Linked DNA regions of Homo sapiens: regions 2, 3, 4, 5, 6 and 7 are each linked to region 1. The links are chromatin loops, found by intact Hi-C in ENCODE. Cell type or tissue: sigmoid colon. All regions are shown on one strand. Each heading gives the region's core, and the rest is flanking DNA. Links, peaks and the distances in the headings are about the cores only.

Evidence for each region. Peaks named below come from ENCODE experiments on the same cell type or tissue, not always from the same donor. Only the 100,000 strongest peaks of a DNase experiment are listed, where the experiment ranks them.
Region 2: a loop joins it to region 1, with 4 times the contacts of the local background. A loop is called at or near these places in 24 of 110 quality-filtered maps.
Region 3: it touches region 1 in a loop (8-fold over the local background); 24 of 110 quality-filtered maps call a loop at or near these places.
Region 4: it touches region 1 in a loop (2.7-fold over the local background); 12 of 110 quality-filtered maps call a loop at or near these places.
Region 5: a loop joins it to region 1, with 5 times the contacts of the local background. A loop is called at or near these places in 79 of 110 quality-filtered maps.
Region 6: it touches region 1 in a loop (3-fold over the local background); 5 of 110 quality-filtered maps call a loop at or near these places.
Region 7: a loop joins it to region 1, with 3 times the contacts of the local background. A loop is called at or near these places in 60 of 110 quality-filtered maps.

Annotation. Positions count from the first base shown.
Region 1 is chr2:237,473,496-237,477,810 of GRCh38, reverse strand. No RefSeq gene overlaps it. Among named protein-coding and RNA genes, the nearest start is that of MLPH, 12 kb to the left of the region's middle. RefSeq lists silencers at 2,115-2,194, 2,215-2,624. In sigmoid colon, for the core only: CTCF peaks have their summits at 2,018 and 2,219 (motif pointing right); DNase peaks (open chromatin) are centred at 1,829, 2,270, 2,780, 3,110 and 2 weaker places; H3K4me3 peaks cover 1,451 bases; H3K27ac peaks cover 1,309 bases.
Region 2 is chr2:237,126,644-237,130,958 of GRCh38, reverse strand. No RefSeq gene overlaps it. Among named protein-coding and RNA genes, the nearest start is that of COPS8, 43 kb to the right of the region's middle. RefSeq lists enhancers at 2,298-2,857, 3,835-4,315. In sigmoid colon, for the core only: no CTCF peak of the experiment used is centred there; a DNase peak (open chromatin) is centred at 2,488; H3K4me3 peaks cover 1,906 bases; H3K27ac peaks cover 1,275 bases.
Region 3 is chr2:237,091,180-237,095,494 of GRCh38, reverse strand. COPS8 (COP9 signalosome subunit 8) reads right to left here. Exons shown (of 8, transcript NM_006710.5): 5 at 1,298-1,405. Among named protein-coding and RNA genes, the nearest start is that of COPS8, 7.4 kb to the right of the region's middle. In sigmoid colon, for the core only: a CTCF peak has its summit at 2,147 (motif pointing left); DNase peaks (open chromatin) are centred at 2,094, 3,374 and 3,434; H3K27ac peaks cover 337 bases.
Region 4 is chr2:237,169,362-237,173,676 of GRCh38, reverse strand. No RefSeq gene overlaps it. Among named protein-coding and RNA genes, the nearest start is that of COPS8, 86 kb to the right of the region's middle. In sigmoid colon, for the core only: a CTCF peak has its summit at 2,047; a DNase peak (open chromatin) is centred at 2,156; H3K4me3 peaks cover 818 bases; H3K27ac peaks cover 262 bases.
Region 5 is chr2:237,419,657-237,423,971 of GRCh38, reverse strand. No RefSeq gene overlaps it. Among named protein-coding and RNA genes, the nearest start is that of COL6A3, 7.6 kb to the right of the region's middle. In sigmoid colon, for the core only: a CTCF peak has its summit at 2,259 (motif pointing left); a DNase peak (open chromatin) is centred at 2,241; H3K4me3 peaks cover 604 bases; H3K27ac peaks cover 221 bases.
Region 6 is chr2:237,296,934-237,301,248 of GRCh38, reverse strand. LOC105373954 (a long non-coding RNA gene) reads left to right here and starts at 2,396. Exons shown (of 4, transcript XR_924039.3): 1 at 2,396-3,407. In sigmoid colon, for the core only: no CTCF peak of the experiment used is centred there; DNase peaks (open chromatin) are centred at 2,690 and 4,218; H3K27ac peaks cover 1,976 bases.
Region 7 is chr2:237,152,610-237,156,924 of GRCh38, reverse strand. No RefSeq gene overlaps it. Among named protein-coding and RNA genes, the nearest start is that of COPS8, 69 kb to the right of the region's middle. RefSeq lists an enhancer at 352-886. In sigmoid colon, for the core only: a CTCF peak has its summit at 2,676; DNase peaks (open chromatin) are centred at 294 and 2,661; H3K4me3 peaks cover 347 bases.

The sequences.
Region 1 (4,315 bases), core at 231-4,230:
GCTTCTCTAGTTGTTCAGGGAACTGGAAGAGAATAAGGTTGAAAGACTGGAGACAGAGAGGTATGTGCAGGGATCTTGGGAATAGGCGCCATATGTGAATCTTCTATCTCATGTCAATGCTTACCAGAGGCCACCTAGTACAAAAAGGACACTGAATGAATGGGTATACTGGGTCATTTACCCTATGGAGTCAGACTGTGTCCTTGGTCACCTCAATGTTCATGCCAGGGGACCAGGAGGGAGGCCATATGGTCCGACTACGTGGGCTCTATCTCACCAAGCCTGATCTAGCTACTTCTGTTGCTGGATATCTGACTGATGCTGAGCTCTTTACATGGCACCATCCCCTGAGAAGACCAAACAATCCCTTGGAGCTGGCGTAGATTTGGGGTATTTAGTGGGAGTTCGTGAGAGGTAGGTTGGAATGTGCTATTGAAAAGGGTTTAGGATTTTGGTTCTGAAACAAAATGAGTAGACTCACTTTTCCCTACTCCTCCCTTCTAAAAACTAAATACCATGGAAATTCTTTAACAGACAATGATAAAAGGACTCTGAAAGTTGGGTAGAAGAAGGTAGACTGGCCAGAGACCTCAGGACTGGAGGAAAGATAATATGGTGGGTTCCTTAGACTTTTCTTTTTATCTCCCATGTAGCCTAGACTGGGTGTCAGAGATGTCTGCAACCAGTATCTACAACAGGAGATATTCTTTAATGTTTTGTAATAATCTTTTATTATGTTTGAACATAATAACCAAATGACCAGAATATAATACAAACCCACTTGTCATACCAAGAACCAGAAAAAAACCACCCGAGTGAGAAAAGACAATAAATAGATGTTGATACTTTGATGCATCAGATGGTAGAATTATCTGGTAAGAATTTTAAAGCAGTTATTATAAATACGCTTCATAAATTAACATCAGTGCTTCAAAACCAATGCCATAAAAATGCCTCAACAATCAATGTCAAGTCATTGATTTACAGAACATTAATACTTAGAATCAGGAGACTGGGATGTCACACCCACTAGCTGTGTGACCTTGGGCAAGATTTCCAGCGTTACTGGGCACTGATTTCTCTGTCTCCAGAGTGGAGGTTAGGTAGACCATGCAACAGCACACTGGCAGGTCCCGTTAGTTGTCTACTCAATAACCATGTCCCTCGTATGCTAACAGAACCCTAACTCCAGGTAGAGGAGCAAGGACTTCAACTAAAAATAGGCATTTTCCAGCCTCCCTTGCAGTGAAGATAACCTGCATGGACACTTCTGGACAATCGAAGTGCAAGAGGTTCCTGTCCCTTCCAGAATAAACAGGAAACCCTTACTAGGAGAAAGCCCTTTACCTCCTGTCCTTTCTCCCTTCTTCCTGCCTGGATCTTGAATCTGAGATCTGCAGCTACAGCAAGTATCTGGCAACCAGGAGGAGACCAGCAATAGGATGGTGAGGATTGGGGATGGAAAGAAAGCCCAGTGTCCTGACGCATCGCTGAGCTGTGCTCCCAGGCTGACAGGCGACTTCTGAACTCCTTGTTATGGGAGAAAAACACACCTGCACATCTAGGCAACTGTCGGTTGCGTTTCCTGAGCTTGCAGCTGAATGCATTCCTAACTGATTGAATGAGGAAGATGAGGAGGAGGGTGCCAGCTACAATCCTTTCAATGCCAGGTGCTGTTCAAGCGAGTTTACGGGTTCAACCACATTTAATCCTCACAGCTACTAAATGAGGCAGATGCCAGTACGGTCCCCACTTCAGAGAGGACTGAAGGGAGGCATGGGTCCTTGTCTGAGAGGCAGGCGCAGTGAGTCAGGGGTGGAGTAGGAGTGTGTCCACAGCACTTCCGAGTGCCGGCGTATTCACAAATGGCTCATAGGTTCTGTTGTTGTGGTTACCTTAGAGGATTTGTGTGCACGCGCGTGTTTGTGTGTCAACACCTCTAGGATGGTGCTCATGGCATGGGAATTCCTTTCCTCGCTTCCTGCATCCTTCCCCTGGGTCTACTACCTTTTGCCAGGGACTGGGGACATAGGAAAGGATAAAGATCGAGGGCATCCTCCAAGGCTGATCCCGACATCCCCGGGACTGACGTACGGCCTCCAGACCGATGTCAGTATCCTCTCTGCCAAGAAAAGGGGTCCCCGGGCAGGCAGCGCGGACCCCCTCGGGGCCCCGCCGGCTTCGGGCTGTTTCCCGCCGTGACTCCTCCGCTCCGGGAGGGGGCGACAGAGGCCGACGGCTGCAGCCGGGCGCGCCGCCAAAGCTCCTGCTTGTAGGGCGGGCCGGGGTCCGGGGTCTCGGGGTCCTGGGAGGCGGGGCGGTCGGTCCGCTGGGGGCGGTGAAACCGAGCTCGGCTCCTGCCCGGCGTGGCCTCCGTTTCCCAGGCTTCTGAGCTCAGGGCCCCGGCTGGGCTTCGGGAGGGTCCTCCCCGCGCCGCCCCGGCCCTTCCGTCCGCCCCCCGCGGCCCGGCCCCGCCTCGGAGCCATTCTGGGCGCGGCCTGGGCGGCCCTGGGGTGATTACTGCCCCGGCCGCAGTTCCGCGCGCCCCCGCGTCTGCCGTCCCCGGACCCCGAGACCCGAGATGTGCGCCCCCGGCCCTCCAGCCCTTCCCGGGGACCCCGGGGCCTCGGAGCCCCGCGCCCACGCATTGTTTCCTTGGAAATGGAGCCCCCCAGCCCCACGTCATGTTGCCGGGAGCCCCTCGTTACAGCAAGCGGCTGCCGGGAATCAGTGGCCACTAGGACCTTTACCCCGAACGCTACGCAGCCGTGGGGCCGCTCTCCTCCCCGCCCTTTTGTGGGATTCAAAGTCAAACCACACTAAGCCATAAATAAGTGGTTGTGGGAATCCAGCGCTGGGCCCCTCCATCCAACAGACTTTATCCACAAATTACTTGAATGCCTTTTTGTGTGTTTAGTATCAAATTAAAAAAATTCTCCACTCTTAATGCCCCTGCCTGGCGTATCGGCGGCCCAAGCCTCTGCGTGGTCAGCCCCTGGGGAATGACTTTGCAGGGGGGCCTGCATCGCATTGCACCATTGGGCTTTCTGCTCCCTGAGTTCTGCTAGGGGAGTCCCTGGGGTCGGGGAGCCGGAAGTGCTGGGATTTCCCACCATCCTCAAATACAAGGTCAAGATCCCTGGACCGTTGCCCATCCAAGCCCCAGGAACTCCAGGCCTGCAGAGGCCTCCAGGGACCCACCCACAGCCGCCTGGGGCTCTCCAGCCAGGGTTGCGCCCCATCCCCAACCCCAACCCTAACCTTAGCAAGCACTACTGCTTGGGAAGGCCAAGCTCCCAGTTCGTCCCTTTCTGGCCTGAGCTACCCCTGGAAGCCTGGCCCCTGCCCCGCTCTGGGGCCAAGCTGAAGGGGCATCATTTTTGGCCACAGTTGCAGGGCAGAGGCTGGGGTCAGCCAGTGGGTGGACCAGGTGGGCCGGGAGTGCCAGGGGAAGCTGCCAGGCTTTGTTTCTAGCTGAGAGTAGGGGGGTGGATGAGCTGGATCTGGGCCTGCCGTTTCCAAGGAAACAGTGGGAAACTGGGTGTCTCTGTCTGTGGCTTCCTCATGTCATGGGGTGTGTGGTTTCTGGAGCCGCCTGACAGCCTGACCAACTTGGGGCCACTGTGGCTGTGGGAACATATATCCTGAGTTCCAAGCCATTTAGTGAGGAAGCTGCAGAGAGGTTGGGAGGCGCTTCTTCTCACCAACCGTTCTCACCCAGCACCTCCTACCCGAGGGCACCTCCTACCCTAGGGCTTCCCTGGTGCTGCTGCCTTACCTGGGTCTAAGGTCTGAGGTCTAGACGCTCAGCCGTCAGCCCCGGTGGCCTGGGTTTTGCCCCATCTGGTCTGCCTGGTGCCCTGCCTCCACCAACGGGACCCTGAAGCGAGGGCATTGGGCTGTGAGACTTGGTAGTTGAAGGGCTCCAGCCTGGGAGCTAAGCCTAAACTCTCTCCTCCTGGCTTCCAGTGGTTCCCCTGCATGTCCTCCTCCTGCCAGCCAGGGTCTGGGCAGGAGAGAGGTGGCAGAGTTGCTGCCGCGGGGACATCTGACAAAGGTGTGGGCAGAGTTAGGAAACAGTAAGGCAGGTGACGTCCCCGGGGAGGGGCCGCAGTAAGAGCTGTTGCCGCCTCGGGCCGGAGAGAGGCACATGAGGGCTCGGTGTCTGGAATGTGGAGTGTGGAGCCTTGAGAGAGGTGCCCCCAGAGCTGTGGGGTCCGGGCAGCTGCAGCCACTGCAGGCGGGGAGGGAGATGGGGTCAATGCCAGGCTTCTCTCTTCCTGCTCCCCAGGCTCCTGCTGGGCCCCTCTTGGCT
Region 2 (4,315 bases), core at 80-4,079, 350 kb after region 1:
CACTCAGGAACTCACACAAACACATCACATGCACACAGACTCACATGCACTCACAAACTAGCTTACACACAAACATTGCATGCACACTCAGACTCACAGGCACTCACTGACACTTGCACATCACATGCACACTCAGACTCACATGGGCTCCCACACACTTGCACATCACAGGCACATGCAGACTCACGTGCACACACACTCATTCACACAAATCACAGGCACACACGTGCTCACACAATTACACTCACATATCACATGCACACTCACAGACTCATGCATTCACAATCACTGACACATCACATGCACATTCACTCATGCACTCATACACTTGCTTACATTCACAAACCACTCACGTTCACGAACATGCACTCAGAAACTTGCTTACACTTACAAACATCACACTCAGACTCACATGCACTCATTTAAACTCACACAACACATGCACACTCAGACGTACATGCAGTCACTTACATACACATCACATATACACGAACACTCATGCATGCACACACTTGCTCACACACACACTGAAACATTTGCTTACATCAAACACACTGAGACTCACATGCACTTGCTCACACACATCACATGCACACTGACTCATGTACTCAAACGTGCTTACACTCACATCACCTGCAGACTCGTGCACTCATGCTCACTTACACACATGCCACACACACAATTCACACTTGCTCACACATATCACATGCAGTCACAGACTCATGTGCAGTCACAGAATTACTCATGCACATTACATGCACAGACTCACATGCACTCACACACTCACTAAAACACATCACACGCAGGCATGCACTCACACACACATCACATGCACATACAGACTCATGCACTCACACACACACTGCATGCACAGACACATGCACTCACTGTCGCTTACACTCACACACCACAGACTCATGCACTCACAGACACATCACATGCACACCCACATGCACTCACACTCGCTTACATATATCACATGCACACACACACACACTCAGATGCACATGCACTCAGTTATACACACACATCACATGCACACTGACATGCACTCACCCACTCATACACATCACACACACTGACTCACATGTGCTCACAAACTTACTTATACATCACACCCACACTCAGACACATGCACTCGCTAGCTCACACACATCACAGACCCACATGTACTCACACACACAGATCACATTGACAGACTCACATGCACTCACATGCTTGCTCACACATATCACATGCACACTCAGATGCACATACTCACTTGTTTACACTCACACACACCCTCAGACTCACATGCACTCACACACACATCACATGCACTCACACACATAGATTACTTGCACACTCAGAAACGCACTCAGACATCACATGCACATTCAGACATGCATGCACTCAGTCACACCCAAACACATCACACACACTCAGACTCATGCACTCACACTCGCTTACCCTCACATCACATGCACACTCAGACACATGCACTGAGAAACTTGCTTACACTCACATCACACACACTCGGACTCACATGCACTCACACTTGCACATCACATGCAGACTCATGCGCTTACACACATCACACAGACTCGCACTCACACTCGGTCACATCACACAGACACATGCACTCAAAAACTTGCTTACACACATCATATGCACACTCAGACTCGTACTCATGCTTGCTTACACGTACAAGCCACATGCATTCACACATGCTCTCGCTCACACATCACACAGACACATGCACTCACAAATTTGCTTACACTCACAAAAATCACACACACAGACTCCCATGCACTCACATGCATCACATGCACACTCAGACACATGCACTCACACACTCATCACATGCACAGACACATGCACTCATGCTCACACATCACCTGCACAGTCACATACTCATGCACTCACACACATGCATCACACACATGCATTCACAAACTTCCTCACACACCACATGCACACTCAGACTCACATGCACTCACATTCGCTTACACACAATCACACCCACTCAGATTCACATATACTCACACATTTGTTCACACATGCCATGCACACTCACATGCACTCACACTTATCACACACAGCTCACATATATTCACACTCACCTCACACGCACCCTCACGCTCACTCTCACAAATATCACACACACGCACTCACACACTTGCTCAGAGACTCACATGCACTCAAAAATTTGCTTACACTCACAAATGTCACACACTCATGCACTCACACTCATCACACACGTGCTCACAAACTTGCTTACACCCACACATACATACACTCACACATTTGTTCACACAAATCACACAGACTCATGCACTCATACTTGCTCACACACATCACACTCAGACTCACATGCACTCACACACACACATCACACGCACACTCACAGACTCACATGCACTCACTCGCTTACAGCCTCCTCAGCTTTCATCCCTGAGGACGCCACCCCTGCTGCCCTGTGACTCAGAGGCTCACAAGGAAGAGGCACCACATGACGGATCTGGCAAGGTCCCTCCCCCTCCCGCCACCCCATGCTGAATGAATCACAGCCTCCTGTTTATTTAACCACTTCAAGAAGCTGGGTTTCTTCCAGGGGCTTTCTTAGGCAGCAGGGGGCATGCAGGGGAAAGGGGTGGAAAGAAAGCAGGGCCCTCTCTACTAGTGATGTAGAGAGGGGAATGCAGGGAGGGCGTGCAAGGAGCGTCCGTGGGGAGCTGGTGTCCCCATGTTGTGCGTGGGCCTTGGGCATACAGGGCCCATGTCGCAGCCCTCAGGGTCCCGATGGGGCCTCCTACATCCAGGACTGGAGAGGGGCTGCCACTTACACAGGAGTGTGAAGCTGCACTAGACTAGGGTCCTGGCCCCAAAGAAAACAAGAAGCTGGTTCAAGCCTGGTGCCAACACAAACCCTTTATCTGCCCTAAAAGTGAAGCTGAGGCCACCAGGCTTTCAGGTGGGCTTCAGCAGCCCCCAATGCTGATTCACACCTGCACCAGGCCTGCTGAGGGGGCTGCTGTCCCAGAGAAGGTGCGGCTTCGGGTTGTGCTTTAGTGCACAGACAGCAAGGGTACAACAGGAAGAAAAGACGCTGTAGGGAGAGAAAGAAGACAGGGGAGGGAAAGAAGATTTGATCCATGATTTCTGCCATGCAGTCAGTGCTTCCATACACAGATGTGTGCACACGTATATGTACGTAGGTCTTGATTTATTTGAGTATGAGCACATTTAGAATTTGGATGACACCAGAGTGGCTCAAGGCTTGCACTCCAAACTTGAAAGAAACAAATCTTTTTCTGTGCTAGAAAAATTTAGCCAATTAAACAAAAACACCAGTTCTATCTTTTTTTCTTGTAATGCTGAAGAAATCCATTTTGAGACTTGGGCATTTTTAATTTTCAATTTTCCCAAGTGCAGCAAATTTCTTTTCAGGGATTGACATTAAGGATATGTGGAGTGTCAAAATTCACATACGCAATGGTTCTTCAATTCTATTATGAAGTTAGAAAACAGATGAAGTACTTAGTGCCCCTCCCAATATTTGTCTAGACCAAACTAGACACAAAAAATGACAACAAAATAATTCAATTAACCAATACTTTTGAACAATGGAAAAACCTTCAGTTATTTGTGTTTTTAATTACAGGATGGATTTGTAAATGCCAAAGGTTCTGAATGTATTTTGAAGTTAATTCAATGATTAGTTTCTCCAATAAAACTTTTGCTCCCCTGGCAGACAGGAGCACAAGGAGAAAGAGGACCCTCGCCTTAGGGGTGACAAATGCTGGCATCTACGCACAGCCATTTGCTCTCATTGTCCCTGAGTTCTGGTTTCTCTTACCAATGTTTGCACATCCGAGTTACAGAGAGAAAGAAAGGAAAGCGCTGTAGCAGGAGCCGGGCTGTGATTTAGGCAGATCATATTCAGGTTGGTGTTAGCCAAATTCCATAACACGCAGACCCCTGGAGATAGGAAAAGGAGCACAGATTCCCTGAACAACTGATTCAACACACCAGCTCTGTTTGTAAAGCATTTCTATGCCCATAAACAGACCTGTGGATCTAGCATCCCAGCACTTTTACTTAGATGGAAAAAGTCTATGCTCTCATTCCAAGCAGGCACCTCCCTTCTTTCCTGTCCTCTGAGAAGACACACAGACAAGGGTGCTGGGGTTACAGCACAGGAGAGGTCGGAGGGTGCGTGGCTGGCACGTAACCGTCAGTGACTCTGAAAGGATATCTCCTGTCCGAGCCTTCAGCCTTGCCAATGTGCATGGGGCAAGCCCAGGGACTCTGCCAGCCCCTGGTGAGGGTCTGT
Region 3 (4,315 bases), core at 230-4,229, 380 kb after region 1:
GACCATCATATCAGTAATAACAAAGATGGCAATAATAAAAACAGCTTCCATATATGGAAGGTTTACCTGTAGGTACCAGACTACGTGCTTTTATAGGGATGATTTTATGTAATCACCACAACTCTATGAAGTGGGATATAGGGCCATCGTTTGACAGGTATGGAAAATAAAGTTGAGGGAAATTCAAGTGATTTGTCCTAAGTCACATAGCCACTAGCATCAGGGACGGGTGGTACCAGCATTCACATCCAGGTGGTCAGCTGAGAATACGAGCTCTGAAGTATGTTATATATAGAAAATAAATGATGGACCAATTTTAAGAGCCAAAAGAAATAAATGTTTGTATGAGTAAATAAAAGTAATAACTTAGAACTTTCATTAACCTATCTTCATGTATCTACAACTATGCTAGGCCCTGGAAATTTAGGATGTAGTGCGTGATGGTGCTCATATTTTAGCTGGAGAATCAAAAATGTCAATCATGGCAAAACAATGCAACAAGGTGTATACGATATATATATATATTTTTGATATGGAATCTCACTGTGTTGCCCAGGCTAGAGTGCAGTGGCACAGTCTCAGCTCACTGCAACCTCCACCTCCTGGATTCATGCGATTCTCCTGCCTCAGCCTCCTGAGTAGTTGGGATTACAGGTGCCTGCCACCACACCTGGCTAATTTTTTGTATTTTTAGTAGAGACGGGCTTTCACCATGTTGGCCAGGCTGGTCTCGAACTCCTGACCTCATCATGATCCACCCGCCTCGGCCTCCCAAAGTGCTGGGATTACAGGTGTGAGCCACTGCACCTGGCCAGGTGTATACAGTATTCTATAACAACGAGCAACAGGAAGGATTAGTCTGGGCATCAGCTGAGAAATGAAAATGCAAAGTTACATTTGGAGAGACCAGCAGGTATGAGTGGGGAGCAAGCAAGCGCCTAGGGTATGGGTCAGAAATGGCAGGGAAAATGAAAAGGGACGTGGGGATGATGCTGCCTTTATCAAATAAGGGTGAAATAAGGATTTCCAAATATGAGTAAAGAGACCAATTAAGACATATTTTTGTAACCAACTGTGTGGATACTCACACATTTGCTTGCTATAGAACTATTAATATGCTTGACTGCAGGGTGCCTGCTGGGTGTTCCACAACACCTGTTTCATATCACCTCTCAAAAAACACAGCCTGGACTCCAAAAGCATATTCTGTTCCAAGTGTTTCAGAGGAGACTGTGAACCTACAATTCACACTTCTATTTTCCATTTTCCTTATAAGTAAAAAGTAAGCCAAAATTACCTTTCACAGCCTCTTCTACAGGAAGTCCAACAAAGGCTGCAAAATCATCGGCGATGATTGAAGTATACGCTTGAGAGACCAGGGCAAAGGCGCGTCTCCTTGTTGCATCTATTGTGGGAGTGGTGGGTTGGCAGAGAGTGAACCAGGGAGCAGCATTTTCAAAGCACATTGTTAAATCACACCACTGTCCTTGTCTAGTTTTCATAAGCAAGGCCAGATGAACCCAAAGATTTCTGTGCTTATAGATACAAATACATATGCCCAGTATGTACGGGGGGTTCAAATATTGCTGGAAAAAAATACATTTCTTACACTTCCTCTTGGATGAAAAATCTCAGATAATGAAAATTACAAAGATGGAAAAAGGTTACTAAACACAAGGCTCTAACCCTAAGAAAATGCAGTATGTTTATGCAATGGGGATATAAATTTTACTTATCTTATTTCATTTACAAATGCTGGAATCAAAGGAGCAGAAAACTGATTTGCGTAATCAGCTGTCCTTTTCAAAAACGTCTCTAATACAGGACCACACCTGGGAGTTACAGAACAAATCTTGTAACTGGAGCATTCTTCCAAGTCTGCATCAAACTCTTGACTGAATTAAGGTTCAAAATCCTAAATTCCCACCTTGAAAGAATGACTCTAAGAAGGGACTGCCAAACAATACCAGCAACGAAAACTTTCCTGAAAGTGGCATTTAGGATTGTCCCCAGGCTTCCATACCCAATTAAATAAACTCAGGAGTACGGTAGAGTTGAGCACTGTGAAACCAGCTGGCCTTTCTCCCTGGGCATTGCTCATTGGTAATGCAAGAGCTCCTCCACCTGGTGGTCAACATGCTTAGGAAATATTCTGGATTTTACTTTCCATATTTAATAGGCCAGTGTACATATGTAAAACAAACACCCTAACATATTTAAAATCTTCTCTCCATTCCTGGGACATTGTCAAACTACACCAATTCCCCCAGATACCCTTTGTGCCAAACGAGTCCACTGGCTCTCAGACAAGTCTTACACCTTCTCCCCCTGGGGCTTTTGGTTTATGCTATCCCGTGGCCTGAAATGCCCTCCTGTCTGCTCTCTACCATTCCTAAGTCTGTTTATAATTCATTACGATCTCTGCCCTTCTCTAAACTCAGCAGTATTGTTTACACTTCTACTTTAACAAGCAACTTTCCACTACGGCAGACACTGTTCCACCTATCCCCTTCTTTTCAATTATATTCCAAACTTCTCGACAGGAAGGGGTATCTCTTATCCTCAAAGTCCCCCAAACACCTAGCATCTCCAGTGAAATATATGCCAAATACATGCTTGTTGATGGCATCACGAGGACCAAAATGGGGCACGACTCCAACACTTAGGCTTTGTTTTCTCAGATTCCTTAAAAACTGCCGACACTCCCATCCCTTCCCCTCATCTGAGCCCGACATCCTCTCCAGCTTTCACTCAGCCACTGTCTGCTCTTCCTTCTGTGGCTTTACACTTATTATTGTAGGTTCCTTCCTTCCTTCAACCAGCCTGTAACCTAACAGACTTTGCAATACCAAGAAACGTTTTCTATTAAGGCTGCATACATTCAATGGAAAAGAACTGAGCCAACAATGGAAAAGAGCCAACAATGGAAAGTATACTTTTTTTTTTTAGAGAAGTAAAAGTATACACCATAAAACTATATTCATTTGGTAAGTCAACTGTATTTCAAAAACATTTACTTCAGTTCAAATATTCTGGCCATATTTTCAGAGTGGGGAATAAAACAGGAATACAGTAAGAATGGAGGAGATAAAAGGGAGAGAAAAGTAAAAAGATATCACTGGAAAAGGAAAGAAAAACATGTGATGGGAGAAGTGAGTTGACAAAGCAAAAATAAAGGCTAAGTGTTCTCTGTCTCAGAAGCTGCAATATCCACTTGGCACGAATCACATCTACATTCCGACTAGTCACTCTGTGATCCTCAAGTTGTGAAATCTGTAACCTCAGGCCCTAGAATGACACGCTGGAAGGTGGAATAAATTGAGCCAGCACCTAATATCTGTGGCAGTAGTTGATGGAACACATTTTTGGTGAAAACAAATGCTAACAGAATGCAAACTCAGTTGTTCAACAAATACTCAAGTGCTGCTCATCCATCACTGCCAGTGCTGGAGACAGAAGGGAAGATGAACTAGTCACTCCCATCCTTTCGAATCCTCTTCTGTCTTTCCCAGCCATGCTGTGTGCCAGGGAGGTTGGCCGCCAATGCCTGTTGCACCTGAGCTCTCTTGCTTTGGCGAATTGGGGCTCTATCAGGTCAGAGGCTGGGAAGGAAGGTCAGGGAATTCACTTCCTATGCCCTTTCCCTGCCTTGCTCCAGCTGACCTTCTGTATCCATCCTGTGGGGCAGCCCCAGTAACACTGGCCCCTCGCCTTGCCCTTTCAAGCCTCAGATGAGAATGGCTACTGTCTACCTAGTTTCTAAGTACTTCCTCAGCCCTTGTTTCCTGCAAAAATAGTTTTCACTAGCTTCTCTTAAGTCATTTTCAGTTTTCTAATAGGACTGTGCCTAATTTAGAAGAGAATGGAAAGAGATCTAAGAAAGTGATTGTTCTCAACTAGAAAATAAGTTTCTAATAAGTTAAGAAGCAAAATGTTAAATTCATCAGTAAGACCAATCTGTTAAGAGACTATCCTGACCTGGCTGCATTTTACAAAGGAAACCACAGTACCATTCATGAATCTGGAGATTTGTAAAAGTCTCAGGATATGTTCAGGAATACTGTAGTGCTTTAGAATAAGGTACATGTTTATATATTAACTCATTTACAACCTGAAAAAGTACTATTTCTAATCACATTTCACAAATGAGGAAAATAAGACACTGAGGAGTCACCCTAGTAAGTGACAGAATCAGAATTTGAACTCCGGAAGCAAGGACCCAGAGCTTAAACTCCCGCATGGTACGCTATATAGCCTTTCCTGGGTCTACTGAACTGCTTGCCAGGAATTCTCAATCTCATGGAATTCAGTGAGA
Region 4 (4,315 bases), core at 82-4,081, 300 kb after region 1:
ACGCAACCAACAGAGTGGAAGAAAATAATTGCAAATATATCTGATAAGGGATTATTACCCAGAATATATAGAGAACTCGTAAAACTCACCAATAAAGAAACAAATAGATTTTAAAATGAGCAAAGGGCTTAAGTAGACATATCAGCAGTAAGCACATAGAAAGATGTTCAATATCACAAATTATAAGGGAAATGGAAATCAAAACTACAATAGGTTACCACCTCACACCCATTAGGATGGCTACCATTAAAACAACAACAACAACAACAAAAAATAACAAGTGTCAACAAGGATGTGGAGAAACTGGAACCCTTGTGCATTGTTGATGGGAATGTGAAATGATACAGCTGCTGTGGAAAAGAGTGAGACAGTTCCTTAAAAATTAAAAATATAATTACCATATGGTTTAGCAATTCCACTTCTGGGGATACACCCAAAAGAATTGAAAGCAGGGTATTTAAGAGGTATTTGTACACCCATGTTCATAGCAGCATTATTCACAATAACTGAAACATGGAAGCAACCCAAGTGTCCAATTATGGATGAATGAATAAGCAAAATGTAGTATATGCATATGATGGATTATTATTTAGCCTTAAAGAGGAGGGGGATTATGACACATGCTACAAAATGGATGAACAACATGTCCACGGTGGACTTTCTGCTAAGTTAACTAAGCCAATCACATAACGACAAATACTGTATAACTCCACTTATACGAGATACTTAGTCAAAATTAGACACAGAAAGTAGAATGGCTGTTTTCAGGGCTTGAGGGGATAAGAGAATGGAGAGTTGTTGTTTAATGGGAATAGAGCTTTAGTTTTACAAGATGAAAAGAGTTATGATGATGGAAGGTGGTGATGATTGCACAGTGTTATTAATATATTTAATACCACTGAATTGTGAACTTAAAAATTTTTAAGATGCTAAATCTTATGTGTATTTTACCACAAAAACATGAAAAAGTAGACACGCTAAGGAAAAAGAAAAAAAATAGTATAGTTATTTTGGAAAACAGCTTGGCAACTCTTAAAGTTAAAACACACTTACTAGATGACCCAGTAGTGAATAGCTATTCATCAAAGTTATATTCATAATTGCCCCAAACTGGAATCAAAGTGTCCCTCAACTGGTAAATAAATTGTGATACATCCATATGACTGAATACTGGGTAACAATCAAAGGAATGAATTCTTGATACAAGCAGAAGAATCTCAAAGGCATTATGCTAAGTGCAAGAAGCCAGAATTGAAAGGCTACAAATCTGATTCCATTTATATGATATTCAGGAAAAGGCAAAACCATAAGGACAAAACAGATCAGCAGTTGCTAGCCCTGGGGATGGGGAGAGGGGATTGAGCAGAAATGGGCTTGAGAGGAATTGAAATATTTCTATGGAGGAATATTTCTATGGCAATAGAAATACTCCATATCTTGACCATTGGTGGTGGTTAGTCAACTGTACACATTTGTCAAAACACATAGATTTACTGTTTAAGTGGTAAAATGTACAAAAAAAGAGTAGTGATGAAAACAGTAACATAAATACGGCAGTTCAGAAGAAAGTCGTAAACGTAAACTGTGGGCAGAACTTCATTGCTGGCTGCAAAATATGAAGCTATATATGGGCTGAAGATAATTTAAATTGTGATAATGCTCTACAAGTGTAAACAGGAATAAAAATGCTCAGTATGATTTTTATTAGACTTTCCAGAAAGTGGCCTATTGTAAAATATTTTCAACTACTGGCGTGAAGCCATTCAAGTTTGAGGTTGTTTTCCAACAAAGCACAGTGACTTTTCTTAAAAATTAATGACTTTTGAGGTTCTAGGAAACAAATAGTAAACAATTATTTGGGGTGTAAAATACATTTTGAAGTTAAAGACAGAGAAGAAAGTAAAAGCAGGGGGGTATTATCCAAAGCTGCAGTCTTGTAGCAACACAGACGCTGTTTTCTCAATTCCTGAGATTCTTGCACAATCAGTCACAAAGTCAAGGCATTTCGCTTAGAGAGAAATCTGAGATTTCTGTTAGCAAAATTCTTTGATCAAATGACACCATCTGGTGTTGCATGATATCAGTGGCGGATACCAGTTAGAGTTCTGTTTTACAACTCGACAAAGCCTGTGATACGCGGAGGATCAGTTTGCTCCTGGTTGCTGTGTAGGAGGGAGAAGTCCAGGAAGACTGCTGGTTCTGTTCCCACTGAAAGCCAGAGGCTGTGCAAGTCTTGATGTGGCCTGAAAATCGTGCATGGCCACGGTACTGAGAGTAGAGTCGATATTGGTCTGCAGCAAGGGAGGTACGGATTTATTAATACAGGAGGGGAACCCTGGATGGCCAACCCACACGCTCCTGAGTTCATTCAGCCTCTGGCTCCTAATTCAGTGTTGGATAAACATGGGTGAAAATGGAAAAAAAATCAAAGTCCAGCTACTGAATGTAATATCAGCACAACCGTCTGAAGAAATAAGCAGAGAATGTCAGAATCTGCTTTCTTGTGCTAAATTACAATGATCTTTCAAGAAGAAAATTGTCAACAGGAATTTTTGAAATGAGAGATATTTAAAACCCCATTTGCATTACCCTAGTTGTGCCCGCTCAAATCATTCTAGGATTTCAAGCGGCTTGATCAGATAAAATGGTGTATTTAAACAATATCTAATGTCTTGGATATCCAGAATCTAAAACTGTGGGTAGGGCCTTTTTTTTTTTTGAGATGGAGTTTCACTCTTGTTGCCCAGGCTGGAGTGCAATGGCATGATCTCGGCTCACTGCAACCTCTGCCTCCTGGGTTCAAGCGATTCTCCTGCCTCAGTCTCCTGAGTAGCTGGGATTACAGGTGCACGCCACCATGCCTGGCTGCTTTTTTATATTTTTAGTTGAAACAGAGTTTCACCATGCTAGCCAGGCTGGTCTCCATCCCCTGACCTTCTCCGTTCACCTTAGCCTCCCAAAGTGCCGGGATTACAGGTGTGAGCCACCATGCCCGGCCAGGGTAGGGCTATTTTTAAAATAAGATACCAAGGTTTGTTAAGGAAAGCCACCTGTGGGCAGATGGTTGGAATGCTGATAGTTTGACTCTTCTTTGCTTGGGTGCTTTACTGGTCAGAGAGCAAAATTAATGAATAATCATTAAACACTCAAAACGACATCCAAATGCTGCAACCAAAATGAAGAAATACTCCCCAGAAACGAATGTATCTGTTGAGTGGATGTGAAATTATTGCAAAAGTAATACATGTTCTTTGGAAGTGTTTTAAGCAGAATATAAAATATAAATTAAATCCCTTCCCCAACCCCCCACCACTCTCCTGAGATAACCATTCTTAATAGTTTCAAATGTTCCATTCATGCTTTTCTTCCGTGCATATGCAGATACTCACATACACAAACTCTCACACACAGGCATGAAAACCAGATGTCAGATGAGGAAATTTTTCCTTTGGGATTCAAATAAAATTGGCTGGGGCCTCTTTCCACATGTATTGGGAAGTCCATGTTCCTCCCAGCCAGTCTGGGAGTTGGTGAGAAAGGGGGATGGACACCATGTTTCCTTCTGCTTCTAGGCTTCATTTTCACCTAATTAGTTCAGGGAATGACTGCTTTGTTATCCCAAATATTTTAATATTTCTCTTAATCCTCAGGTGCAAAAGTTTGATTTAATTACTCTTTAGTTTATGGGCCACCATTATAAGTGGTCTATGCTGGGTCCTCAGTCTTTCTGTCTGTCTGTCTATCTATCTATCTATCTATCTATCTATCTATCTATCTATCTATCCATCCACTTATTTAATCTGTCTACCTGTCTACCCATTTTTTTCCTGTCTACCCATTTGTACATCCACCCATCTATCCCTTTTGCTTCACTAAAAAATTTATCTTATTCTCCTGCCGTTTGTTAATTCTGTTTTCCCTAATCTGCATCCTCTAGTTTATGTGTGTTATTCTACAATGTGTAATTGTGCATTGCAAGTGCATTTTTAATTTACACAAATGTTATTGTGTCAAATATCTCACAGCTCTTTCCCCTTGGTTTCCACTCACCCTTGTCACTGAAACAGCACCCAGATTAGCAGATGTGCTAATTATCAGACAACTGAGGAATTGCATATCCTGTTGCTTAGCCCTCTCTCTTCTTCAAAGACTTTAACATCTACTATTTTGAGGTCCCCCCCGGGTTCTCTACAAAAGTTCTGTACCCTCTCCTGCACTTGGACTCACATGTACTGCATGGTTGATAGTGTATATTTAAAGTCTCATTCATGCTGTGCTAAACAATGGCCTATACAGGCCCCTTTTTGACATTGGT
Region 5 (4,315 bases), core at 255-4,254, 54 kb after region 1:
CCAATCCTGGGAATTTTTCCATATTATTTATTTGATCATTTCCTTCTTGTTGTTTTCTGTTCTTTCATTCTGTCACTTTTGTTTCTCAGATGTTGGACCTCCTGGATGAGCCTGTAATTTTCTAGGCTTCCCTGTTTTATTACCTCTCTTTGACTTTTTATTATACTTTCTCAGGGATTTTCTCAAGTTAATGTAAAAGCTTCTATTGACTTTTAATTTTTGCTATGGTATTTTTGATTTCTAAAAGATTTTTTTTTTTTTTTTGAGATGGAGTCTCACTCTATTGCACAGGCTGGAGTGCAGTGGCTTGAGCCTGACTCACTGCAACTTCAGCCTGCCAGGTTCAAGCGATTCTCCTGCCTCAGCCTCCCGAGTAGCTGGGATTGCAGGTGTCTGCCACCACGCCGGGCACAGTGGCTCATGCCTGTAATCCCAACACTTTAGGAGGCTGAGGTGCGTGGATTGCTTGAGGTCAGTTCTAGACTACCCTGGCCAACATGGTGAAACCACATCTCTACTAAAACTACAAAAAAGATTTCTTATTCTGTAAATGTTCTCATTTCAAAAGTAACATTCCTGTCTTGTTTCATGGATTATTATTTTTTCTTTGAGCCCTGTGAATATTGTTTCCCTGTAGAACAGTTTTCTCTTTTTTTCTGTGTTGTCTGTTTCCTCCAAGTCTGTTGGCCCTCCCTCCTGCTCTCCCTCCCTTTCTCTCTCTCTTTCTTCCTCCCTTCCTTCTCCCCTTCCTCCCTTCCTTCCCTCTTTTCTTTTTTTAGATGGAGTTTCACTCCTGCTGCCCAGGCTGGAGTGCAATGGCATAATAGCGGCTCACAAACCTTCGCCTCCCGGGTTCAAGCAATTCTCCTGCCTCAGCCTCCTGAGTACTTGGATTATAGGTGCCCACCACCATGCCCGGCTAATTTTTGTGTTTTTAGTAGAGATGGGGTCTCACCATGTTGGTCAGGCTGATCTTGAACTCCTGACCTCAGGTGATCTGCCCGCCTCACCCTCCCAAAGTGCTGGGATTACAGGCATGAGCCACCGTGCCCGGACTTCTTTCCCACTTTCATTTACATTTCTGCTGCTTATTTAGGGATATCCTTAGAGGGTGTGATTGACTGTTCATATTTGAGAATGAGTCCCTGAAAAGCTAGTCGGAGCTCTGTATTTATGGGTGGGACTTGGTGGGTAGTGAGTTTCCCAATGGCTGAAGACTTACCTATTTTTTTCAGGGTGGTGGTTGGGGGGAGACCTTATATATTAGCATCTTCTATCTTTCCTTTTGGTCCAGTCACTTTCTCCACGGAGGAACTTTGCCATTTCCGCTGGTAGAGTGGTACAGATTGAATTGTGTCCTCCCAGAAAGATTTGTTCAAGTTTTAGCCTCTAGTACCTCAGAATGTGACCTTATTTGGAAATGGGGTCATTGCAGATGTAATTATGTAGACGATGATGACGTCATGCTGGAGTGGGGTGCTTAATCAAATATGACCGGCGTCCTTACAGACGAGGAGAGACAGACACAGAGGAGAACGCCGTGTGAAGACAGACAAAGGGAGAAGCCTTATGGAGATGGAGGCTGAGATCAGAGTGAGGCAGCCACAAGCTAAGGGACTCTGGGGGAAGCAGAGAGGGAGCCTACCGTAGAAGCCTGGAGGGAGTGGGGCCCCGCCAACACCTTGATTTCAGACTCCCAGCCTCCAGAACAGTAAGAAATAAGTTTCTGTTGTTCTAGGTGACCCTGTTTGTAGCACGTTGTTACAGCAGCCCTAGCAAACTAACACAGAGAGTGTGTGTGCCCACTGCTGCCCAACATGCTGGCCAATGGGACAGGAGCTTGACGGGTAAGCACTTTCCCGAACCCCCTCCAGTTCCCGGGAAGAACTTTCCCGAACCTCCTCCACTTCTGGTGAAGCACTTTCCTGAACCCCCCCTCCACTTCTGCGCCTGCTGTAGGTCTCCCCGGGCCCTGTTCTGTGCTTGTTGTCCCCGGGTCTGGAGCTTCTCTGGTTTAATTGCTCTTGAAATTAATCCCAGGGTGAGGAGGGAGGAGAGGTCAGCGTGGGGTGGGGACCTAGGGGCCTAAGTCCTCCCTACTGAAACTCCCAACTCATCCCTGTGCTTTCAGCCTCAGCTCAGTCTTGGAAAATAACGGGAGCCTCCAGTTCCTGAGCGATCTGTTATCACTGCAGATCGGATTTCCAGTTTACACGTTCCTCAGGGCTTCCTGCCAGGTGGAAGTGAGGGCGCCCTCTTCTGGCGTCTCCAGCATCCTCCCGGCCCGTCTCGGCCGGCCCCTTAGCTCCGGTTCTCCGCGGGTCTGCAATGAGATCCTCGAGGTCCACGCCTGCTTCATTTTGGCGTCACCTCCACTTCCTAGGGCAGGGCTTCCCCACACAATAGCCCCTCAGTGCACATTTGTTGAGTAAGTGAAGGAATGAAGGAGTTGAGATGACTTTGAAGCTAAAATGAGTAGACATCTGACTTTGTGCCTAAGAGAAAATTCTTCCTAAGGCTAAGATTGTTAAATAAAGGAACTGGTCCACCCATCCTTTACACATGGAAATTTATATTTCAAACTGAAAAAGGCCAAATTGGCACTTTGGTGTCGTTCTATAATTATAAAACCAAACATCTCCTTGCTAAAATGTTTGCATTCCAATCAACTGCAAAAAGTTTCTTGGATCTTTTCACATTTGGGCTTGACATCCTTAAAATTAATCAGCTGAGCATGGTTTATAGCTCACAAAAATCTAGGGAAATTTTTTTTTTTTTTTTTTTTGAGGCGGAGTCTTGCTCTGTCACCCAGGCTGGAGTGCAGTGGTGCGATCTTGGCTCACTGCAACCTCCGCCTCCCGGGTTGAAGTGATTCTCCTGCCTCAGCCCTCCTGAGTAGCTGGGATTACAGGCACTCGCCACCACGCCCTGACTAATTTTTTTTTGTATTTTTAGTAGAGACGGGGTTTCACCACATTGGTCAGGCTGGTCTCGAACTCCTGACCTCATGATCTGCCCACCTCGGCCTCCCAAAGTGCTGGTATTACAGACGTGAGCCACCGCGCCCGGCCAGGAAAATGCTATATTTTTAACTGGGCAATTTTACACTGATTTTTCCTAGAGCCAGCTAAAAGCTGGCACATTCTCTTTAATGCAATCTTCTCATCCTCCCCAAATGTCCAGCTTCACATGTCCCCCCAAAATTAATCATTCAAGATGAATATAAAATTGTTTGTTAGACTTTCTTCACAAGAATGTTTATTTTCATAAGGTGTTTCCCATACACTCAAAGACTCACTTTAGGACCCCCAGTCCTCGCCCATATCTCCCTGGGTTGACGCTTTAGGACACATACTAGACATCTACTTTATATTTCAGGCTTTTGTGCTACTCAGAAACAAAGACTTCCCTTCCTGCCTGTTTCACTTATTTATTTATTTTTTTGAGACTGAGTTTTGCTCTTTTTGCCCAGGCTGCAGTGCAATGGCACAATCTCGGCTCACTGTAACCTCCACCTCCCGGGTTCAAGTGATTCTCCTGCCTCAGGATCCTGAGTAGCTGGGATTACAGGCGCCTGCCCCCACACCCAGCAACTTTTTGTATTTTTAGCAGAGACAGAGTTTCACCATGTTGGCTAGGCTGGTCTTGAACTCCTGACCTCAGGTGAGGTCCACCCATCTCGGCCTCCCAATCCTGCCTGTTTTGATGAGAAAAGTTTTTAAGAAAAGTCAAGGAAAATCAAGAATAGCTACACTTTTACCACAGCAGAAGAAATCATGGAATTACAGTGGGAATTAGTGTAATGGCTTGACTGATCTGCTAGTCCAGGACTTATTTCAGAAATGTGTCTTCTTCAAACAGATTGTATTAGTGCACCAGGCAGGACTTCTTTGGTTGTAAGTGTTGGGAACTTAACTTGAACTAGTATAGAAAGGATGTCTGAAATCAGAGAGCTGATTGCATTCTCTTTCTCTCCTCTCCACTTCTCTCTGCTTTGATCTCCCTGACTGGCTTCCTCCAAATGGTAGCAAATATGGCAGCTCCTGGTATTATCAGAGAGGGCTCAAGACTGGCTGGCTCTAAGATGTAAGCAGGCAGACCTGGGGATGAGCTTACCAACTCTGGATCACCTGGTAGAGGAGATGCTAGAAGGTTCTTCTGGAAGATGGCAGCTCTCATTTGAACCCCTGGTCAAAGTAGAGGATGGGCATTCCTGAAATAAGAGAAGTGTTGGTCTAGACACATGACCCAACAGCTTTCTGTGCATGGCTGGCACTACGTTTTCCTTCATAGCCTGGTGTGTTTTAGTAGCATA
Region 6 (4,315 bases), core at 250-4,249, 180 kb after region 1:
ACTCCTGCCTCACCAACATCTGGTATGACCTACTCGATGTGACAGAGCCCTTTCTGCCTGGTGCTGCCATTCAACCTGAGACTCCAGCTCAGCCTGATCCCTAGTCTCCTGGCTGAGCCCTGATCCCTGCCTGACGCCTGCTCCCACTGGGAGTGCTGGGTCTGGTTCTTCTGCTGCTCCAGTCCCTGTCTGCAGATCTCCTGAGCCACATCGTCTGAGGACATCAGCTCCTCCCATCCTGAGTGTGAGCTGATCTACTTCCAAGCTGACCCGATGGCTCTTCCTCGAGAGCTCATTTGTCTGGACCTGTCTGAATGTGATTTCCCCATTTGGACACTTGGCATGGGTCTTCCTGCCTTCCTTCAGTCTTGTCTGATTTCTCCCTGTAGCCTGTGTGATTTAGATCCTAGCCATGCTAGCCTAGTGTGCCTTGTGCCCAAGTCCTCTTGATAGTAACCAAAAAGGGAAACAGCAGTGGCGTGGGCTCAGGGAGGCATTTTCAGTAATACAGAAGAAAATGGCAAGAGGTGAGTTTAGAAATTGGCAGCAACTTGGCGTGCTGCAAACAGTCTGAATTGAGTGGGAAAAGGCAGGGGATTTTGAGTCAGACAGATTGGGTTTGAATCTCAACTTGGGCGTTGAAAATCTGTGTAGCGCCGAGGAAACTGCTTAACCTCTCTAAGTTTCAGTTTTCTCATTTGAAAAGGGGTTCATTGAGCCAATGTATGAGAAATGTTCTTCATAAACTACATAGTTCAATATAATTTGAACTTTTAAATATCTACTGAATATTTGCTTTTACTGCTGAAGAACACTGTATTTCCTCATTATCAAAAGGTATTATATATATTAACATTAAAGCTAGAAGCTACTGTGCTTTTGTTATTTATAACTTTAGTTAAGTGTGAGTGTTCTCACTGCACTCTGCTTTTGAATGACTTCTTATCTTAGGTTTGGGAACTTTGTTATTGCAAATCCAGACAGAGTCAGTTCATTTTCATGGATATATATTATGTAAGTGCATATGCATCATAGAGGGTTTTATTTTAAGAAGTAGATCTACTAGGGATTTAATGACTGGATATCTGACACCATGACAAATGTTAAGCTCCAGATCAAAGGCAGCTCCATCCATCCGCAGAAGCCGGTCTTGCATGAATTAGCCATGATTCATCTCAAGAACAACATCTGTTGCTGTATTAGGAAAAATCCTGTGGTGTATCCTAGCAATTTCATATGCATTATTTCACTTAACTTTCTTAGGAGACCTATGAAGAAAGTACAATGATGAAGAGCGCACAGTGGTGAACTGGTACAACAAACCCACTTTACAGTTGAGGAAATTAAGCTCTGAGGCTTGGCGTGCCTAAGTCATTGGTGCGTGAGGAGTACTGGTCTTCTCCCATCACCATATTTTCAATATGTCCTATGACCTGTGTGTGTTCAGGTGGGAGGCTGAGAAGCACAACCTCATCCTCTGTGTTGGTCATCTCTTTGGTTATAGGGTGGCACTGAGTAGTGGTGTGACTGGACATGTAGAAGTTCTCCTGACAGATCTTTCTGGGATCAGGGATGATGCTTTAGTGTATCCCTAGCCCTGAGCACAGGCACATACAGGAATTAAGTGATAAAAGCCAGAAAAAGAGCTGGCTAACTCTTTTCTTTGGCGGACCATTCAAAAGATGGTAGGGCTATGGCTTAAGCACTTTCATAAGTACAAATTGGCTTGTGGAGTATGAAACTTGTTTTATTAAAACAAAGCAGGATTAACATTTTCTTGGGATTAGTATTGTTATTGTTTTTGGTCCTATGAATTGTCCTTAACCTCAAAACTGTCCATATGTGGTAGGTGCGCGGTGTTTTTTCTTTTGTTTGTTCGTTTTTTGATGGAGTTTCGCTTTTGTTACCCAGGCTGCAGTGCAGTGGTGCAATCTCGGCTCACTGCAACCTCTGCCTCCTGGGTTCAAGCGATCCTCCTGCCTCAGCCTCTTGAATAACTGGGATTACAGGCACCTGCCACCACACCCCACTAATTTTTTGCACTTTTGGTAAAGACGGGGTTTCACCATGTTGGCCAGGCTGGTCTCGAACTCCTGACCTCAGGTAGGTGATCGACCCGCCTTGGCCTCCCAAAGTGCTGGGATTACAGACATGAGCCACCATGCCCGGAGAGGTGGGTTTTTAAGGAAGTTTTTGCAGCTAGAATTTCCCTGAGGTTTTCACCCAGATGCATGGCATTCCTGAGCCGGTTGAGGATTCTGAAGTGCCATAAAAAGTATTACTGGACCATGCCACGATTGCCTCACATTCGTAGCACTGGAGGGTGTGTGTGTGGTTTTCAAGCACATGTGCATGACCTCAGCTAAACTGATAAACATCATGAGTCAGAGAGGCAGGTAGAGACAGGTTCATTTCATTGACAGGAAACCGAGGCAGCTTGGGGCCATATCCAAAGGCATATGAAGTGGACATGTTGCAGGACTCTATGCTTCTGGTTCTGTATTTCCCCCAGCACTGCGGGACAACATTGTTGTTTGGGGTGAGCTGCCTACTTTGAGATCATTCCTATCACTGCGTTCCACTCAGCGGAGGATCTGAGGAAAATAAGTAGAGCTAAGTCTAGCTGCCACTACCCACCCATCTCACTCCTTTCTTTCACAGCAGTAGCCCTGGGAAATGCAGTGGACACAGCGCGTCTGTTCTTCATCAAGGCACTTGACAAGCTTTTTATGATCTACTTGTGGACACACTGCAGAAATGTGGGGTAGAGGCTGGGATAATTAGGAGGATTACTAACTGGCTAATGGTGTCCAAAGGAATCATTGACTCAGTAACCCAAAGGCTTTTGATCTTGTTTTCTAGGACTCTGTCCCTGATTCTAGACTGTTCAGCATTTTTATTAGTGCCATGAACAGAAATACAGAAGTTGCCATTTCCTCAATTACAAGGGTCATGGTAGTGGGAGGGAGAGTGGAGAGACCTTGATTGAAGCAGTCTGAATCAATAAAAGTACATTTTAATATGCATAAGTATAAATGCTTTTATTTGCATCCACCTACCCCAAATCCCACAAACTACTTCCCAATATAGGACAAAGTAATAGTTATTTAGTGGTAGCATGTTGCAAATATCTTAACAGTTTCAATCCATGTCAAATCAGTTAAATCTGAAATTAACTTGCACTATGATGCACCCACTGAGAAGCTAGTGTGATCTCACACGAGTTTATACAAATATGGTACTTAAGGGCAGGTTTGATTCGAGCACAACTGGGGAATTTCCACTCTTTAGGAACTGTAGGATGCACAGGGCGGTGTGCTGAGAGTGTGGAGGAAGTGCCAGTCCCTGGCCTGTGAAGATGGCTGAAGGAACAAAGTTTTTCCTCCTGGCAAAGAGAAGATGTGAAGGTGAGAGGTCACTGGTCATTTCCTTCATATTTGTGAAAGGCTTTCCTAGAGAAGCAAGATGATTCTTACCGAAAACCAGGTGGGTAGATGATAGAAAATGAGGTGGCTCTGCAGCACTGGGGGTGGTTCTCCATTCCAGATGCATTTGAGTCCAGACTGTGTAAGCACTGGGGAGGGAAGGCTCCACAGGGGCTGATGACCACATGACTTTGATGTTCACAGGAGAGTTTACTCAGGAAATGCTCCATGGCAGAGATGAAAGTCACGCCAAGCTTTGAAGAATGAGGCTTGGATGCAGGGATGCTTGAAGTGTCTCTAGAAGTCATTCAAGCGGCAGAAAAAGCAGCCTGGTAATGAGTTGAGAGGCAGGAGAATGTGAGGGCTATGCATATGAATATTCTAGTTAAAATTGTATTTGAATCCAAACTCTGCCACTGGCTAACTTGGCAACCTTGGGGCTGTAACTAGAATAATGTCCCCATGAAGACATCCGCATGCGGATCCCTGGAATCTGTGAATATGGTACATTACATAGCAAAAAGGAATTGAGGTTTAATGAAATTAAATTTGCTAAACAGCAGAGAGATTTTTCTTGGATTATCTGGCAGGCCCCATGTAATAACATGGGCCCTTAAAGGTGGGAGAGGAGACAGATGAGAACAAGAGGGGCTCAGGGAGCAAGGTGTGAGGCTCAGAGAGAAGCAAACCCAGAGAGAGGCTCTGTTGCTGGCTCTGAAGGTGGAGGAAGGGGCAGTGAGGGAAGGAATGTGTCAGCCTCTAGAAGGAAAAGACACGGAGGAAACTCTCTCCTAGAGCTTCCAGGAAGAAGAGCAGTCCTGCTCCACCCTGATCCCCACTCATTGAGGCCATTCCAGACTTCTGACTTCCAAAACTGTAAAGTAGTAAAT
Region 7 (4,315 bases), core at 216-4,215, 320 kb after region 1:
TCTGCGAGGCGCCCTCTTCTAGGGGCTGTGCTGAGGACCAGGAGTTACTCCGTGTCCCTGATTTGCAGGGACCTTGTCCCCTAAGCTGTGCTCAATCAGCCTTCCTCAGTGTTACCGGCAGCAGGAAAGCTGTCATCTCACTGCGGGCACAGGGAGCCCTTGGACACAGTCTGAGCAACGTCCTGGGGGAAGAGAGGACTGAAAAAACTGAACGTCCAGTGAGAAACTGTTCCCTGGACAGAAATGTGAAAAACAGCGCTGGCAGCACAGCCTGTGACTCACCGGCGTGTGCCCCCACACTGCAGCTGGGCCAGCGCGGGGCCCTCCTGATTCATGTTTTCCGTGGTTATCCGGGGAAATGGAAACCGTCTGGACGCGGCACCCACTCGCACGCCGGCGCTCACGCTGCGCTGATCAGCTTGGAAGTGCGGAAGGGCCTCCTCCCAGCCTCCTCCCCTACCTGCAGCCGCAGACGCTGGAGTGGGGAGGTGGCTGTCTTCACACCCCAGACCCACTGCCCAGGGCATGCTTCCCCGTAGGAAGCAAAACAAAGACCCGGTTCCCTGTCTGTGGGCAGGGGCAGGGGCCACTTTGAGGTCTTTTCTTATTTTTTGTTCCCTTGGGTAGTTCCCTCTGCACACAAACCACCGCGTGCTCTTGATGACTGAGCGCATGCCCTCAGTGAGGCATCCTAGGGCTGATGTGGTAAGGACGGTTAGGAGCCTACTCTAATGACATCTGAATTTCATGAAAGGGGGAGGGAGGGGACATCACAGTGCCGTGCTTGTGAAGTCACTGAGTGTCTTTTATCCTTGGAAAATTGTTCTCTGGGACATGCAGCTGGTTGCTAAAGTTTTCATTTTTCTGTGTCTGCAGATGTGCACAGAAGTTTCCAGTTAAGTTCCAGTTAAGCCCTAACCTGCATTAGGAAAAAAAGAAAAAAAGAATGTGTTTGCATGGCCTACAGAAGTGCTCAGTATGACCTGAAGCCGAATCACAGGCACTTTTCTCATTAGCTCCTGGGGCTGCGTCCCCTGGGCTTGTGTTCTGATCCTCTGGGCCGGCTGTGTGACCTTAGGGAACTTCCTTGCTTCTCTGAGCCTCGGTTTCCTTCATGGTAAAATGGGGAGGGTAATGATGCCTCCTGAGGTTGCTGGAAAGACTGACTGAGACAGTCCTCAGAAAGCACTTCACAGGGGCCAGCCCAGGGTAAAGGCACAGGAAACGCCACCCACCGCTGCAAATCCATTGCTGTTGAGTCCTGGGGGGACTTTCTTGCCTGTGCTGGCTGTGAGGCAGCCTGTGTGCTACCCCCTCCAACAGCCACACAGTGAGTTTTATTTTCGAATTGCATTGCTAATCCCTGAGGGGAAACACAAAGGCTAAGCAATAAGGCAGGTGTGTGAAACTCTCATTGCCATAAGAAACCTCCAGCATTCTCCCCGTCTTTGTGCACAGCCTGAACTGTTCATGTCACACTTCCTGGCTGCACTGTGGGCTTCTGTTCAGCCCCAAGATAGAGTTCCTCATACCTCCCCGCTCTTCTGACTCCTTCAGGCTGGCCCATCCCGAGGAAGGCGACCCTTCTCTTTTGCTTGCCACTTTCTCATGACCTTGAGCAGACAGCCCCTCTTGCTAGGATCCCGCTGTCTGGGTACATGGAGATACTGTGATCTGAGCCAGGGTTCCTGTCTCTCAAATGGCAGATGAGGACTCTGATGGGCATGTCAAGAGGCTGGGGCAGAGTGTGGGTCTGCAAGTCCCATTGCCTGAGGCACCTGTGTGGGGAACAGAAACCCAGGGACACATGATTGGCAGCTAGTGGAGGGAGGATGGAGCTGAGGGACTGATGGGGAGAGGCCAGATGTGAGCGGATATAGGGAGGAGCCAGGACCTGAGGCCAGATGAAGCTGGGAAGACCCAAAGTTTCTGAGAAAGTGGTCAACACCATGCACAGCAGAGAAGTCACAGGAAGAAATTGGAATGAAAATGTGAATTTGCAATTAGGAGGCCATGAAGAAAAGGAGCTTCCGTGTGTGGAATTGTGGGTTGAAAGTCAGAGTCAATAAATAGCAGAAGCAGAGGCAAGAGTGCCCTGCTCCTTCTAGAAATCTGGTGGCAGAGGGAAGGAAGAGAGGTAGCGATTTTAAAATCAGGTGCACTGGCGGGTACCTGTAATCCAAACTATTTGGGAGGCTGAGGCTGGAGGACTGCTTGAGCCCAAGCGTTCGAGTCCAGCTTGGGCAACATAGTGAGACCCCATCTCTTAAAAAAAATAAATAAAAGGTAGTAACTCTGAGTGCAGGGACCAGGGTTTTCTGTTTTGGGTGGTGGGAGACTGAACGTTTTGGAAATTTGGTGGAAAGAACCAGGTGAGAAAGGGGCTAATTGACCCAACATGGTCCAGGGCCAATCCTTTACTTAGGGACTGTTTATAATGATGTGCAGCTGCTCTGAGGACTGGAAAACGCCTGTTTGGCAAAGAGCTTGCCTGTCAGGAGGGGATTTGCCACTGGAAGGGAAAAGGAAATCATATCAATATAGTCTTTTCACGAGACGACCCTTCATGTGGAGACCTTGGCCCTTTAAAGTTTGAAATACATGTCCCCACATCCTTAGCACCTTTTTCTAGCTGCCACAACAGGCCACCTGCAGCCACCTCCCTGTGTTTCAAGGATGCCATCGTGTGGAAGGCGAAGGGAACAGCAAATATAAGACCCCTTTTATTCAAGGCAATTCACTTCTCGAAGACTAACCACACTAACCACCTTGCCTGACATTTGTATGTCTCCAGAGAACTTTCACAATTTTTTTTTCATTTGATCATTACAATAACCCTGTTTTACAGTCCAGTAAACAAACTCAGAGAGGTTAATTGACTTACTGAAGGTCACACAGCAGAGGGAAGGCATGGTCAATTGCCTCACTCCAAGTTCTCTTCTATCTTCACTGGGTCACTCTAGGCAATGTCATTCAACAGATATTCTACAGCCATGTTTTTCCAAATTTGCCCAACCTTTAGCTCTGGAACCCTGTAGACACATTTGCTTGGGTATGTAGACCTGTAGATGAGTATTCCTGAGATAAATTTCACAAGGCAGCACTTACCTGTATCAAATGTGGTGCCTCTGATTATTCTATTATTCTATTCTATCACATTTTTATAAAAATGCTATTTATGATCCATTAAATTGCTCTCATGACCCATTAGCAGTCAAGACCTATGGTTTGAAAGGCTGAATGATGACCCCCCAGCCAATGATGACTACATCCTAATCCCAGAATCTGAATGTCACCTTACATGGAAGAAAGACTTTGCAGATGTGATTAAGTCTCTTGAAATGAAGAGATTGTCCTAGAATATCTAAATGGGCCCTATGTCGTCACAGGGTCCTTATAAAGGGGGAAGCCAGAGGGTCAGAGTCAGAGGGAAAATGGGACCACTGGAGCAGACATTGGAGTGATGCTCTTTGAAGACGAAGAAGGGGCCATAAGCCAAGGAACACAGGTGGCCCCCAGAAGCTGGAAAAGGCAAGGAAATGAATCCTCCCTAGAGCCCCTGGAAGAAATCAATCCTGTCGACACCTGGACTTCAGCCCAGTCAAACTGTTATCGGAAAGGGGTCCGGATCCAGACCCCCAGAGAGGGTTCTTGGATCTCACTCAAGAAAGAATTCAGGGCGAGTCCACAAAGTAAAATGAAAGCAAGTTTATTAAGAAAGTAAGGGAATAAAAGAATGTCTACTCCCTAGACAGAGCAGGGCATTCCTGAAAGCAACAGGAGGAAGGCACCCACCTTAGGTACAGTGCTTATTTATACACAAGACAACAAAGTCAAGGAAATTATGGGGCGATGTGCTCTACTACGAGAGCTTGTGACAAAGGATTGTTCGTCTTTGTGTAACTATTGTCGTCTGCAAGAATCTATATTAATATCTTTAAAGTAAACTTATTCTTTTTTTTATTATACTTTAAGTTTTAGGGTACATGTGCACAACGTGCAGGTTAGTTACATATGTATACATGTGCCATGTTGGTGTGCTGCACCCAGTAACTCATCATTTAACATTAGGTATATCTCCAAATGCTATCCCCCCCACCCCAACCCCTAAAGTAAACTTATTCTTAAACTAAGAATGCTTTTGTACTTAAGATATCGGGCCATTGGGGCAGTTCCTGGGTCTGTGAAGTCCTGGGTCGGCTGCGTAAACATTATTAACTTGTTCCCTTAACCATAAACATCCTGTGGCTAAGAATCCCTAACTTCCTGGGAGTGCGGCAGAACAGATCTCAGCCTCAAGCGGATCTCAGCCTCA